Regions from separate parts of the Homo sapiens genome. Here region 2 is linked to region 1. Evidence: chromatin loops called from intact Hi-C (ENCODE). Cell type or tissue: ascending aorta. All regions are shown on one strand. Links, peaks and the distances in the headings refer to the core of each region. The heading gives the core; the rest is flanking DNA.

Evidence for each region. Peaks named below come from ENCODE experiments on the same cell type or tissue, not always from the same donor. Only the 100,000 strongest peaks of a DNase experiment are listed, where the experiment ranks them.
Region 2: it touches region 1 in a loop (2.3-fold over the local background); 1 of 110 quality-filtered maps calls a loop at or near these places.

Annotation. Positions count from the first base shown.
Region 1 is chr16:57,470,002-57,479,058 of GRCh38, reverse strand. DOK4 (docking protein 4) reads left to right here. Exons shown (of 9, transcript NM_018110.5): 3 at 3,102-3,209; 4 at 3,439-3,553; 5 at 3,840-3,959; 6 at 4,077-4,266; 7 at 5,020-5,158; 8 at 5,323-5,446; 9 at 5,564-7,137. The coding sequence ends at 5,682. It overlaps POLR2C (RNA polymerase II subunit C), which reads right to left. Exons shown (of 9, transcript NM_032940.3): 7 at 8,930-9,057; 8 at 8,705-8,779; 9 at 7,050-8,084. The coding sequence ends at 7,940. Among named protein-coding and RNA genes, the nearest start is that of POLR2C, 12 kb to the right of the region's middle. RefSeq lists enhancers at 3,573-4,361, 5,027-5,547, 5,548-6,069. In ascending aorta, for the core only: a CTCF peak has its summit at 3,038; DNase peaks (open chromatin) are centred at 3,068 and 3,586; H3K4me3 peaks cover 455 bases; H3K27ac peaks cover 2,397 bases.
Region 2 is chr16:57,814,746-57,818,745 of GRCh38, reverse strand. It overlaps LOC388282 (a long non-coding RNA gene), which reads right to left. Exons shown (of 4, transcript NR_169553.1): 3 at 3,101-3,322; 4 at 1,794-2,526. It also overlaps a transcript of KIFC3 not described here. Among named protein-coding and RNA genes, the nearest start is that of KIFC3, 14 kb to the right of the region's middle. RefSeq lists an enhancer at 1,490-2,035. In ascending aorta, for the core only: no CTCF peak of the experiment used is centred there; a DNase peak (open chromatin) is centred at 2,285; H3K27ac peaks cover 1,760 bases.

The DNA.
Region 1 (9,057 bases), core at 744-4,743:
TCCTCTCCCTTCCGTTTGCCCCCCACCCCCGGCCTCCCCTCACCTCTCCTGGCCTCTTTTCTTTTAGGTCATCCTCTCCCCTTGCTTCTGACTGCTTTCCGTGTGCAGATATTTAGTAAATTTTTGGTTGTCGAGTTTAATGTTAAAGAAGTGTTTGAAAAGGGGAGTGGTTGGCTGGGCGAGACGGGGTGGTGTGAGGCACTGAAGCTGATATTTATGTGGTTTCCAAATGAGAACTTTGGGCAGAATGGTCCAGTGCTCTGGGACAGGCTGCTTCCCTCCAAGTTGTTGGTGGGTGACTCTGTGCTTGCTTGGTGCTTGGCCCTGAACTGGGGGCTTGGAGGGGCTACAGAGAAGAGGTCTTACTGGGCATGCATCCTGTCCTACCCTCTGTAGACCCCCAACTGGTGAAGACCCCCTAGAAGACAGGAGCAGAGGGGATCAACTTCATGATCTCGGCGAGGCTGTCTGAGAGCTGCCTCTATTCCTCTGCCAGGCCCCCCTGCCAAAGACAGGTCTGGCAGTTGCCCCTTCCCCTGTAGGAAGGACAGCCCTGGTGACTGAGGTCACCCAAGTCTTGTGTTTGACCCAGGACTCCTGTCCCCTTCTCCCTTCTCTCTCCCATTGCCTTGAAGGGGGCGGGTCGGCTCAGGCTGCTCAAGGATCCCTGGCTCAGCCTGAGTGGGGTTGGGGGGCATGCGGAGTGGGAGAGGGATCTGCCACCCAGCTTCCCTACCTGGGTACCAGACAGAGCAGGGCTGGTCTTGGAGAAGGTGGTTCTGGCCCCACTTCCCCTCCTGTGCCTCCCTGCCCTGGGGCTCAACCTAGTTGAGACTGGGCCCTGGCAGCCATCGGCTACTTTGCTCTTCCTCTGAAAGGGGGATCAGCCCACTGACTTGGAGCACAGAACAAAGAGAGAAGCTGAGGCTGAGGTAGGGAGGCCAAGGAAGCAGAGGCTTCGCTTCTAACATCACTTCTCATTCCTATGGCCCCAGACTTAGCAGGTCCCCAGGGGCCAGCTGGGCTGAGGCCTTGCCCAGGGCAGAGTGTGCCAGGAAGGCACCAGCCACAAGGGCAGCCACTTGGGCTCAGTATCAAACCTGTTCCAGAGGGAGACTGAGTGGCTGACAGGTGGGCACAGCCTGGATGGGGAGGTGGGGCATAGCCAGGCCCTATCCATGCAGGGAATTCTCTTCCCTCTGAAGCCAGGAGCCTCACTTCCCCTGGTGTGAGAGGCTGTGGTCCCTCCCCAGCAGCCATTCTCATCTCAGCCCACAGAGGTGAGGGGGGAGGGGCTGAAAGAGATCAGGAGCCGGCTCTCCTACCTGCCAGGGCCTTTCTCCCGCGGCAGAGCTGTGGCAGAGTGTTTCTGAAGCACTGATCAAAGCCCTGTGCGAAGTGGGAAGGAGGGCTCTTGAGCGCGTGGCTCCCTGGGGCTGTGAATGTGTATCCTGTAACCAGGCAACCGGCATGCTCAGGCCCCCAGGCCTTCTGCCCCTGATGCTGCGGGCTGCATGGAGCCCACCCTGGCAGGGTGTATCTGGGTCGGCAGCATCCATCCATTCATCCATCCATTCATTCACGGTTCCTTCATATGGTCATTCACTTGTTTAGCATGGCTGTTAATGAGGCTACCAGGATATGAGTGAGGATTCTGTGGATAAAATTCAGTGTCTGTCTTAAGGGAGCGCTGCAGCTGAGAGCTGAGGGCTGCTGTGGTTTAGGTGGGTAGGACAGGGGCCAAGCCAGGGTCAGGGGTGCAGGAGCAGACATGCCTCCTAGGGTCCCAGATAGGAGCCAGAAATGGCCTGGCTCTGAGTGGTATCTTGAAATGGGGGCTGCCTAGGGCCACTGCACCCTGGGACCCTGCCTGCCAAGGACCTAGTGTACGCATGGCACAGTAGGGCCGAGGAGGGGTGGGGCCTAGAGGCCCCCTGGCCTCCTCTGCTGTGCTCTCGGCCACCACTCAGTCTCCCTACTGTTTCCAGTAAGAGGAACACCAGAGATGCCTGGGGAACAGGCTCTGTCGGGCTTTTGGAATGCCCGCTGGAAGGAGTAGGTAAACCCCAGCCACAGACTTTGGGCAGAAAAAAGTCTAGGCAGGAGGGAGGGGTCATGCAAGGGCAGCTCTGGCTGGTGGCTGGGGCCAACTCCCTCTCCACCACCCATGAATGATAGGCCAGTCTGTCCCTTCAATCCTAGAGTGGTCACTCCCCTCTGCTCCCCACCCCCTTGGGGGAGTCCCTGAAGCTACAGAGAATGTAGGTAGTTTAAGGTACAGGGGCATCAGCAGTGGCCAGGGCCAGGAGGGAAGGCACCATGCTGTGGGAGGAGCCTCAGATTCCTAGCTCCACCCCTTTACCTCAAACAGCTTTGGGTTCCCAGCTGGAGCAGGGCCCCTTACATTTCAGGGTTGGTAAGAGAATGAAAAGAGAGGGTGAGTGAAAGCCCCAGGAGACAAGAGTGGGGGTTACCTTTGTAAAGACCCTCACCTGACTCAGAGAACTAGGGGCACGGGGATGTACAGGTGGGCAGGGGGAAGGGTCTAATCCCTATCCCCAGGAGACCCCTCTGTTGTGGCTGGCACTGCCTGAGCCCTGGCCAGATCCTGCAGTGGGCTGTGAGGGTCTGCCCTGGATCTAGACAGCCTGCTGCAAATACCAGCATCACCATTCCTTAGTGTTTTGATGCCTCCCTTTCCCCATCTATAAAATGGGGATGATAACAGAACTGATCTCAGGAGTGGCCCTGAGACTGTGCACAGTGCTAATAACAGGTGTGAGCAGGAAGCACTCAGGAACGTTGGCTACTCACACTAAACTCAGCGGTGCACACAGTACATGGCAGGTCAGGAGAGCACCCTTTGTGGAACAGCGTTTTGGAGCCAGCCAAGAAGTCAATGACTTTTCAATTTGGGGAGGAGGCTTCTCTCCCAGGGAGGTGACACTGCTGGTGACTCCCACCCCCGGTGTCCCCAGGCTGGGGCTCCAGGGAAGGCTGTGCGGCACCGCCCCCTGTGGCAGGCAGGGGTGGCTGCAGGGCCATGCTGGTGGGGTGGGAGTGGTCCAGGGAGGCCTGAGCCCTGTCATCTCGCTCCACAGATCTACCGGAGGTGCTGGCTGGTGTTCCGGAAATCCTCCAGCAAGGGGCCCCAGCGGCTGGAGAAGTATCCAGATGAGAAGTCGGTGTGCCTCCGGGGCTGCCCCAAGGTTAGGAGGCCTGGGCCCTAGCTCCCCCAAGTGGCAGGGCTGTGGGGGATGGAGAGAGAGAGAGGGAGAGAGGGGAGAGAGGGAGAGAGGGGAGAAAGGGGGAGAGAGGGAGAGGAGGAGAGAGAAGGAGGAGGGGGGAGAGAGGGAGGGAGGGAGAGAGAGAGAGAGAGAGAGAGAGAGAGAGAGAGATGCACTGGCCTGGCTAAGTCCCTTGTGGATGCTGTCCCAGGTGACTGAGATCAGCAACGTCAAGTGTGTTACGCGGCTCCCCAAGGAGACCAAGCGGCAGGCGGTGGCCATCATATTCACTGATGACTCGGCACGTACCTTCACCTGCGACTCAGGTGAGGCGCGAGTATGGGCCTCCATCTGCCTCCCCTGGGGTGGTCTTGGTCAGAGGTCCAGCTAGGAGCGGGCAGAGCAGGGCTAACCCTGGGTGGAGATGGTGGTGTGGTGTGTGTGGGGTTGGGGGTGCTTTCAGGGAGCAGGCCCTCAGGGTTGAGGCAAGACAGGCAGGCAGAACCCACTGTCCTTACCCTCCCTGCTGTGCATGGTGGCATAAGTCAGGCTGGGCAGACGGGGTGGGCTACCGGGCTCTGGAGCTGCATGATGAAGTAGCATTTTCTTCAGAGCTAGAGGCAGAGGAGTGGTACAAGACACTATCTGTGGAGTGTCTGGGGTCCCGCCTCAACGACATCAGTCTGGGAGAACCTGACCTCCTGGCCCCAGGGGTGCAGTGTGAACAGACAGGTGAGGCCGGGCCCTGGCCCTGGGGGTGGGGAGGGGGAGGAGGAAGAGAGGAAGGGAGGGAGGAAGTCCCCATCTGGGGCAACTCTGGTCCCACTTGTCCACCCTCCCCCACTCCAGATCGCTTCAATGTCTTCCTGCTGCCCTGCCCCAACCTGGACGTGTATGGCGAGTGCAAGCTGCAGATCACCCACGAGAACATCTACCTCTGGGACATCCACAACCCCCGTGTGAAGCTCGTCTCGTGGCCCCTCTGCTCACTGCGCCGCTATGGCCGGGATGCCACACGCTTTACCTTCGAGGCTGGCCGGTAGGACCCTCTCGCCTCCCAGCCCTGTCCTACTATGGTGTGATGGTGGCTGCCATTCACTCTGTGTTGGGCACTGTGCTAGGAGCTTGGTTTACTTATTGGCCTAGCAATCCCAAGGGGGAATGTAATGTTCCCATTTTACAGACGAAGAAATGAAATGGAGGCTTAGAGGAGTAACTTGCCCACAGCATGCAGGTCAAGTGAAGCTATTTACCAAAAATCATATACTACTTTGGCTTAAGTCAAATGCAGGTTCAGGCACTTACTACTTCTGTGACTGTGGATCTGAGTCTGGGTTTCGGGGATAATAAAGTACCTAACCTCCTAGAATTATAGTGAAGACTGGGTATCCCCTCACTTGAACTCTGGAGTCAGTCTGCCTAGACTGAAATTCCATATAATCCTCTGCAGAACCTTGGTTGAGTTACTTAGCTTCTGTATGCCTCAGTTTCCTCATCTATAAAATGGTTTGGGAAAATGCATAACAATGAGGAAACCATTAATGGTACAGAGACCAGAGGGAGGTGGTAGAGAAAACTGAATGGGTTAATTCTTATAATGCATTTCAAGCACCAGCTGGTATAGAATATGCTCAGCACATTTGCACCGTGTGGTCGGACCCCCAGACCACAGCCCTACCTGTCCTCCCGGCCTGGAATGCAACCACAACTTGCAGTTGCAAGAGAGCCTAACTAATCACATGCATGTCTGTGGTGGGTCCCCACCATCTTGCCCTCTGTGCTGTGTCCCCAGGATGTGTGATGCTGGGGAAGGACTCTATACCTTCCAGACACAAGAGGGGGAGCAGATTTACCAGCGCGTCCACAGTGCCACCCTGGCCATCGCAGAGCAGCACAAGCGGGTCCTGCTGGAAATGGAGAAGAACGTGAGGGTGAGGCAGCGGGCATCAGTCCAGGGTACGGGGGGAGGGGGGAACGGGCGGGCAGGCAGGGCCAAGTGCCTGGGGTACACAGTGGAGGCAGGTAGGGTCTTGGGGTGGCTGCTCAGGGATACTGTAAGCCACTAATGGGAGTGACCCCTTCCTTTGCCCCACAGCTGCTGAACAAGGGCACGGAACATTACTCGTATCCCTGCACACCCACGACCATGCTGCCGCGCAGTGCCTACTGGCACCACATCACTGGTTCCCAGAACATCGCCGAAGCCTCCAGCTATGCTGGTGAGTCGCTTCCATGCCCCACACCCACCTGCCAGGAGGCTTTGTGGAGGATGAGGCCTATTGGGCAGGGGTCTTTTGACCTAGCTCTGAGTTCTGAGCCTGCTTCTGTGCCCACAGGTGAGGGGTATGGGGCAGCCCAGGCCAGCTCGGAAACAGACCTCCTCAACAGATTCATCCTGCTAAAGCCAAAGCCCAGCCAGGGGGACAGCAGTGAGGCCAAGACCCCATCCCAGTGACCACAGTGCTGGCGAGCACCGATGACTGCTGGGGGCTGCCTGCTGCGGGGCTGGCTGCAGTGTACCGTGGACAGCCTCAGGGGGCTGTCGGCCAAGAGCCTGGAGAAAGGGAGCAAGCTGCCCCCTCCTTGCCCCCAAGGATGAGGCTGGACTGAGGCAAAGGGCTGGCCACACCACCTGAGCATGTGTGAGGGGTTGGAGCTACCGTGGGACTATATACTGTTAATGATTTTAATATATATGGCTTATGACATACTCTGTATCAATGAGATCCCCTCACCCTCACCCCATCCTTCCCCACCAATACACACAAATTTTTTAATCCCATGACCAGGCCACGGTCAAGGCTGTTTTTGAGTATGAGTGCAGTCGTGTCCATCCTCCATGGCACAGCCCTCCTGCTGCCAGGACCTGCTTGAACTACCAGGGCCACAGGAGGGGGATAATCAGAGCTTGAGGCTGGCACTCTGACTGCTGGCTTTTCCCAGACAGCCCAAGGGCCGGAACAGCAGGTGGCTTCTCAGTTCCTCTGGGCCTGGAGTGACACAGGAAGGATCTGCACTTCCTCTGTGCTGCTTGCCAGCCTTGCAGTTGGAGTTTTAAGCAGAGGTGACATCTGGTTGACGCCTCAGGTGAAAATCTGGTTTTAAAATGTAACTTCTGCACAGGCTCCTTCCTGCTTTGTAGGCTGGGAAGATGCCCCTGGGGTAGGGGTGCTGATTACCTCAGCCATGTGGAGGAAGGCTGGAGCTTGTTCCTGCCCCAGGAATAGGCCAGGAGGGAAGGCCGCAGCAGGACTGCCGTGGGGAGCACCCCTGCTGCCCCCCTCTCACTGACCAGGGGTGGACAATGCCCAAGCAGAGGGAGCCCCCTTGCCCTGTTTGGCCACCCTCTGGCCAGCCAAAAGCACTCTGAAACCAAGACCTTCCCATTTCCTCCTCCCCACATGGTGCTGAGGCTCCCTGCTGCAATGCAATTAAAGCAATTGATTTTCTAGTGCTGGTATTTGTTGACTACCATGCAGAAGGGCTATCTTTCTATTCACGTCAAACTTTTGGTTGTGTGGGGTTTTTTGTTGTTTTTTGGGTTTTGTTTTTTAATACTTTAGGGTCCTGATTTGTGGGAACAGACCTTCTTGTAAATAACCACTATTTGAGTTGTGGCAGGAGGATGATAAAGCACGCGGCCCCTCCCAAAGGAGCCCTTGAGCTAGGGAGGTGGTGCAGTCAGCCTCGCTCTCAACGTGACCCGGGGAATGACCACCCAGAGGGATGAGCTAGCCTGTAGAGGGGAACTGGGGTCCAAAGGTCTTTGGGGAGGGAGGCAGAGCTGGCTGGCTCAGCTAAGTGGCACGATGACGCATGAAGGAGATTATGTTGTGCTCTTTATTGCCAAAAATAAACACTTTTAAAAAGACAACTTCTGTTAATCAATAAATATCCTTTCCTTTCTGTACTGGATCTCTGGTTTTCTCCAGGCTGCCTAATTAACTGCTTTGTGCATGTTCCTATCTGGAGACAGTGCTGAGGGGTTAGGGCCAGAGCCTTCATTAAGGAGAAATGAAATACTCCTCCTGTGTATGTGGGAGGGGCCCTTGCTCCTGCGGCTGCTTCCACCCCCACCCCCACCCCCACCCCCACCAAACTAAATGATCAGGTCATTGGAGGTGAAGGGGTTCATGACTGCTGGACAGAGAATGAAATATCATGTTTATTTGGTGGGGAGGGGACAGCCAGGGTCTAATGCTATTCCAAAAGGTTACTTCTCAAATTAGGGACACCTGGGAATTTGAAGCGCTAGCAGGCCAGCCCTGGGGCAAGAACTGGAAGGGTTTATAGGCCCCCTGAATAAAGGCTATGGCACTTGATCCTCAACACCAGACATCTAAGGTACAACTGAAAATGACTCATTTTGGACAGAAAGGGTTTAGAGTAAAGAGCTGGACTAACCAGGAGAGAAGTCTAGTTGGTTCCCTACAGGTGCACTGGAAACACTCCAGCAGGGACCTTCTGGGATCTGGGGAGCACTGCTGCCAATTATTAACAGCAGTCAGGGCCAGTAAAGACCTATCCTGCCTAAACACCACTGCATCCCTGGTAATCTATCTATGACCCACTTCTAGTTGGTACTGATGTCCTGCCAAGAAGCTCAACCAACAGTAGACTAGATTCTCAGAAACGAGAAGAGTCTGAAGAGAGACCCCCATATCCAGCTGCTGGCCTGAATCTCCGTTTTTGCTGAAGCAGGCAAGCTGCAGTTAATTTATGGTTAGCACATCACTCTGGATCTCGTGGCTTAATTGAGTTTGTAAATCACTCAGTTTCTTCTTCAATCCTGAGAGGGCTGACAGGACAATGGTTTCAGGACGCAGAGAGCCACAGGACTCCACATTGTAGTAAAACCTAGGAGGCAAGAGTCCAGTGAGTGCACTGCGAGGCAGGCTGGCCGACCCGAGCTCTGGCCATGGACAACCCTTCCTCCTTCCGGGTCTTGGCTCTGTTCCCACATGGAACTTGACCTTGGGCCAGGGCTAACTTCCTTTCATGTAAAACCTCTTACATAGGGTAGTTTCAACACACTTTGCACAACCTCAAGGAGGCTACAACTACCTCATAAGGTACCTGTGAAAATCCTAAAGTTCTGTATGTATGCATGCCCCCTGAGGAGAGAGTGGAAAACCAAGTGAGCAGTGACCAGTGATAGACCTTTCACAGTCACCCTGTGGAACTTGGGTCCAAATCTCTGCCCCTAGCGTTGACCTGAAGAATCTCTTCTTTGGGGGCTGAAAATCAGAACAGGAACCACCTGGATAAATGGAGGGTCCTCTTTGTCAGTGACCAAAAGGGGCTGACGACCTGCCCCTGGGATGTGCACATACCACAGGTCTAGTTTAGCAGTCAGCAGCCCCTCCTCAGCTTATGAGAACTGCGAGGTGGGGGAGAGGGAATGCCTAACTCACGGCCTGAACCAAAACCATCCCTTCTTCCACACTTCACCTTCCCATGTCCAACCAGGCTCTTACCTTTCTGGCTTGCCGTTGGGGTCATAGGGAGCCTGCGACTCATCCTCATCCAGCTCCGAGTACTCACTCTTTGGCCTGAGGTCAAACACAGGTCAGCACAAGGTTGCCACTGCTCCTTTTGGGGCACCCAAGTTCCTAGAGAGCCTGCCACATCTCAGTCAACAACAGCCATTTCTATGCCACACCCACCCCAAATGCCTGCCATCACTCCTAAGGGGAACATACCATTCCTCGGGCTTGGGGTACACTGTGTGCCTCAGGGCATTGTCTGGATCGTATTCAAAAGCCACCCCTGCAGTAGGGTTCCACTTGGCATGCTCCTTGCCAAAGCCCTTTTTGGCATAGGCTCGAAG
Region 2 (4,000 bases), core at 1-4,000, 340 kb before region 1:
AGCCTTGGAACGTTCCCACGAGGTCTCCATTTGGAGCCTACATAGTGCAGTATACTGGATCTGGGGGTCAAAAGACCTGCCACTCAGCCAGGCTGGTGGTTCACACCTATAATCCCAGCACTTTGGGAGGCCGAGGCAGGAGGATCCCTTGAGCCCAGGAGTTTGAGACCAGACTGGGCAACATAGTGAGATCCAGTCTCCACAAAAAAGTAAATTAGCTGGGCTTCGTAGCACATGCCTATAATCCCCGCTATTGGAGAGGCTGAGGTGGGAGGATCACTTGAGCCTGGGAGGTCAACACTGCAGTGAGCTGTGATTGTGCCACTGTACTCCAGCCTGGGTGACAGAGGGATATCCATTCTCAAAAGAAAACCAAAAAGACCTTCCTCTTGTTAGCTATATGACCATGGATACGTTAATTAATGGAACCCACTGTTTCCTTACCAACTGTTTCCCAAGCCCCTCAAGGTTTTGTTGGCAAGAAGAAAATGTAACAATAGACCAGGCATGGTGGCTCATGCCTGTAATCCCAGCACTTTGGGAAGCTAAGGCAGGCAGACCACTTGGGGTCAGGAGTTCGAGACCAGCCTGGCCAACATGGTGAAATTCCATCTCTACTAAAGATAGAGGTGGAGGGTGCAGTGAGCAGAGATCACGCCACTGCACTCCAGCCTGGGCAAAAAAGTGAGACTCTGTCTCAAAACATAGAAAAGAACAAAAAAAAAAAAAAAGAAAGAAAGAAAATGTGACAATGGCCAGGAGAAGCTTTGTAAGTGATGAAATGCTAAGCTTCTGTGAGGAGATGGTGATGATGATGGTGATGGGTGAGACAATGTAGTGTGGATTCTAGAATCAGAGGCTGGGTGATTTCTGGCAAGTTGCTTAACCTCTCTGAGCCTCTTATCTGTAAGATGAGGATAAAAGCAATATCAGTCTTATTAAGAAGATTACACATGGTGTATTGAGTTGAATAATGTTCCCCCAAATTTATATCCACCTGGAACCCTGGGAATATGACCTTATTTGGAACCTTTTTGGGCCTTTGCAGAGGTATGCAGAGGTCATACTGGATTAGCGTAGGCCTTAAGTCCAATATGACTGGTGTCCTCCTAAGAAGAGGGAGATTTGGACACAGAGACAGATAAACAGAGAGAACACCATGTGCAGGTGGAAAGAGACTGGTGTGACATGCCCATAAGCCGAGGTGCACTGAAGATCGCCCGCCTCCAGCAGAAGCTGGAAGAGGAAAAGAAGGATTCTCTCCTAGGCCTTCAGGAGGAGTGTGGCCCCACTGACACCATGGGTTTGGATTTCTGGCCTCTAGAGCTGTAAGAGAATACAGTCCTTTTTCTTTTTCTTTTCTTTCTTCTCTTTTTTTTTTTCTGTTGAGACAGAGTCTCTCTCTGTCACCCAGGCTGGAGTGCAATGGTGCGATCTCAGCTTATTGCAACCTCTACCTCCTGGGTTCAAACGATTCTCCTGCCTCAGCCTCCTGAGTAGCTGGGACTACAGGCTCCTACCACCATGCCCGGCTAATTTCTGTATTTTTAGTAGAGACAGGGTTTCGCCATGTTGGCCAGGCTGCTCTCAAACTCCTGACCTCAGGTTATCTGCCCGCCTCAGCCTCCCAAAGTGCTGGGATTACAGGCGTGAGCCACCACGCCTGGCCGAGAGAATACGTTTTTGTTGTTTTAAGCCATGCAGTTTGTGGCAGTTTGCGACGGCAGCCCCAGGAAATGAATGCATGTGATAATTCAGAAAAAGTGCTCCATGCCATGGTGCCCGGCATGTAGTGAGTGTGAAGGGTTAGCTGTGATTATTATTGTTATCATTCTTAGTATTATGGTTCAAGGTCGGTTGTGATGGCCACAGATTTGGTCACAGGGAGACCCCTCCAACCTCCCTGGCCTCAAGTCTTACTGGGGGTGGGATGGGTTCCCTGGTCTTGGTTTCCCATGAGCTCCTGCCTGGAAGGGGTGGCTGTCCCTGTGGCAGTGGCTGACTTCCACGGATCCCTGAGGGGAGAGTTCTGTTGAGGTTGGTGGGGGTGCCCTCCAAGACTCCTGGTTGTGGGGAGGGGTGGAGGCTGCCTGGTGTGGCAGCTGCCCAGGGCTGGTTTCTGGAGCACAGCTCAGCAGATGCCTCAGGAACCTGTCTGGCAACAACATTCCTCCGCCACTCAGAGCAGCCAGCTGTCACTCGCAGCCCGTGTGGTTTTGTAAGGCGCAGACAAGGAACGTCAGCTGCTTCCCAGCAGGGCCCGTGAGTCACTTCGGCAGCTCTGAGCCCAGAGTTTCCCCTGTGGCGGCCAAAACCTTTGCCTCTTGGCCCAGCTTCTGTCCTGTGACCAAAGGCGGGTCTTCTGAGGCCTTCCTCAAGAGGAAGCCAGGAGGGGCAGGCCCCAGGATCCTGAAGACACACGGGAAGACAGATCCCACCGCACTTCCTTACTTCCTCAGGCTTCTGGGTTTGGGGCAAGGAGTGTCGTGATTTGGGTTGACACTTTCCGGGCCTCGGTTTTCTCACCTGTGAATGGGGATGTTGTGAGAACTTGATGAACTATTAGAAGTGGGAGCACCCTCCCCTTTCCTCTCCCCAGCAGCTCAGGTAGCAGGTCAAATGGTTCAGAGCCACTGGTAAGAGGATTTGACCACATCCTTCCTGTGGGTACGTGGATGGCCACTCACTAACATCAGGACCAAGGAGGCCTCAGGAGGAAAAGGGACAGCACTCCTGAAGACCCTCACCCCAGGTGAAGTTCAAGAATGTAAAAGCCTGTTTGTAGCAGGGGTGACCCAGCCGAGTTCATCCTCAAATGGACCCCGGGGTATCCGGGCAGCACTCGCCACAGGGCACAGACTTAACCCAGGCACCAAGCACTGCATGTGTGCCTGAGGTGGGGGAGTGGCAGGAAAGGAGTCTGGGGGTGTTTGGGGGTGTGTGTGTAGAGAGTCAGAAGAAGTTGGTGATCCCAAGGACCCAGGCAACTTGGCCGTGGGACAAGCCATGGCTGGGTGGAGTTGAGGGAGTAGACAGATATTTGCTCCCCTTCTCCCAGGCCCCGAGTGGAGTGTTTAGCAGGAATACCCACTTCACTTACGTTTTTGGAGCCTCCGTTTCCAACATCAGGTGCAGCAGCCATGTGGGGGCACCCCCAGCCTCCCTGGTGAGGGTGACTAAGGCATCAGTGTTGGTCTTGGAGGGCATCCTGGTAGAAGAGTCAGGCCAGGTGCTGATGTGGTCCCAGATCAGCCAGGTTGGGGGTGATGGGCAGAGTCTTGTAAGCAGCCCCTCGGGCTTTGGAAAATGCTTGGAGGGGATCCTAGAAAACACGTGGCGGTGGTGGGGTGCGGTGTGGATCTCTAAGCACAGAGATGTACCTGTGGCCTTGAGCTAACAGAAGCAACCCGGAGCTACTCTGGTTACAAATGAGCACAATTCTGCCTCCAGTCAGCCTCCCAGGACCCCCACAGCCTTGGGCACCATTTATCCAGGTGGCTTGTTTGCCACCGGGCTCTGTGCATTGCAGGACTTGTTTGGGCAGAGTCTGTTTCTGTGGGTAGAGACAGGGCTGATGTGAGAAGCAAAAGGAGGTCACCCCAAGTTCCCAGCCACAACAGACTGCCAGCATCAGCCTCCAAAGATGGTATCACCCCAGCCTGGACAGGGCCAGGCCTGCGTGTCCTAGAGCATGTGCAGAACTCTGTTTCTGAAATTCCTTCCTACCTAAGGCTGGTTTCAGTTCCAGCCATATTTGAATTTTGCTGAGTTTGAGTGTCTGCTGTGCACTAGGTTTTATAGCGGACAAAAGAATGGCAATAATAGGCCAGGCATGGTGGCTCACACCTGTAATCCTAGCACTTTGGGAGGCCGAGGTTCGTGGATTGCTTGAGCTCAGGAGTTCAAGATCAGCCTGGGCAACATGGTGAAACACCATCTCTACTAAAATACAAACAACTGGGTGTGTTGGTGCATGCCTGTAGTCCCAGCTACTTGGGAC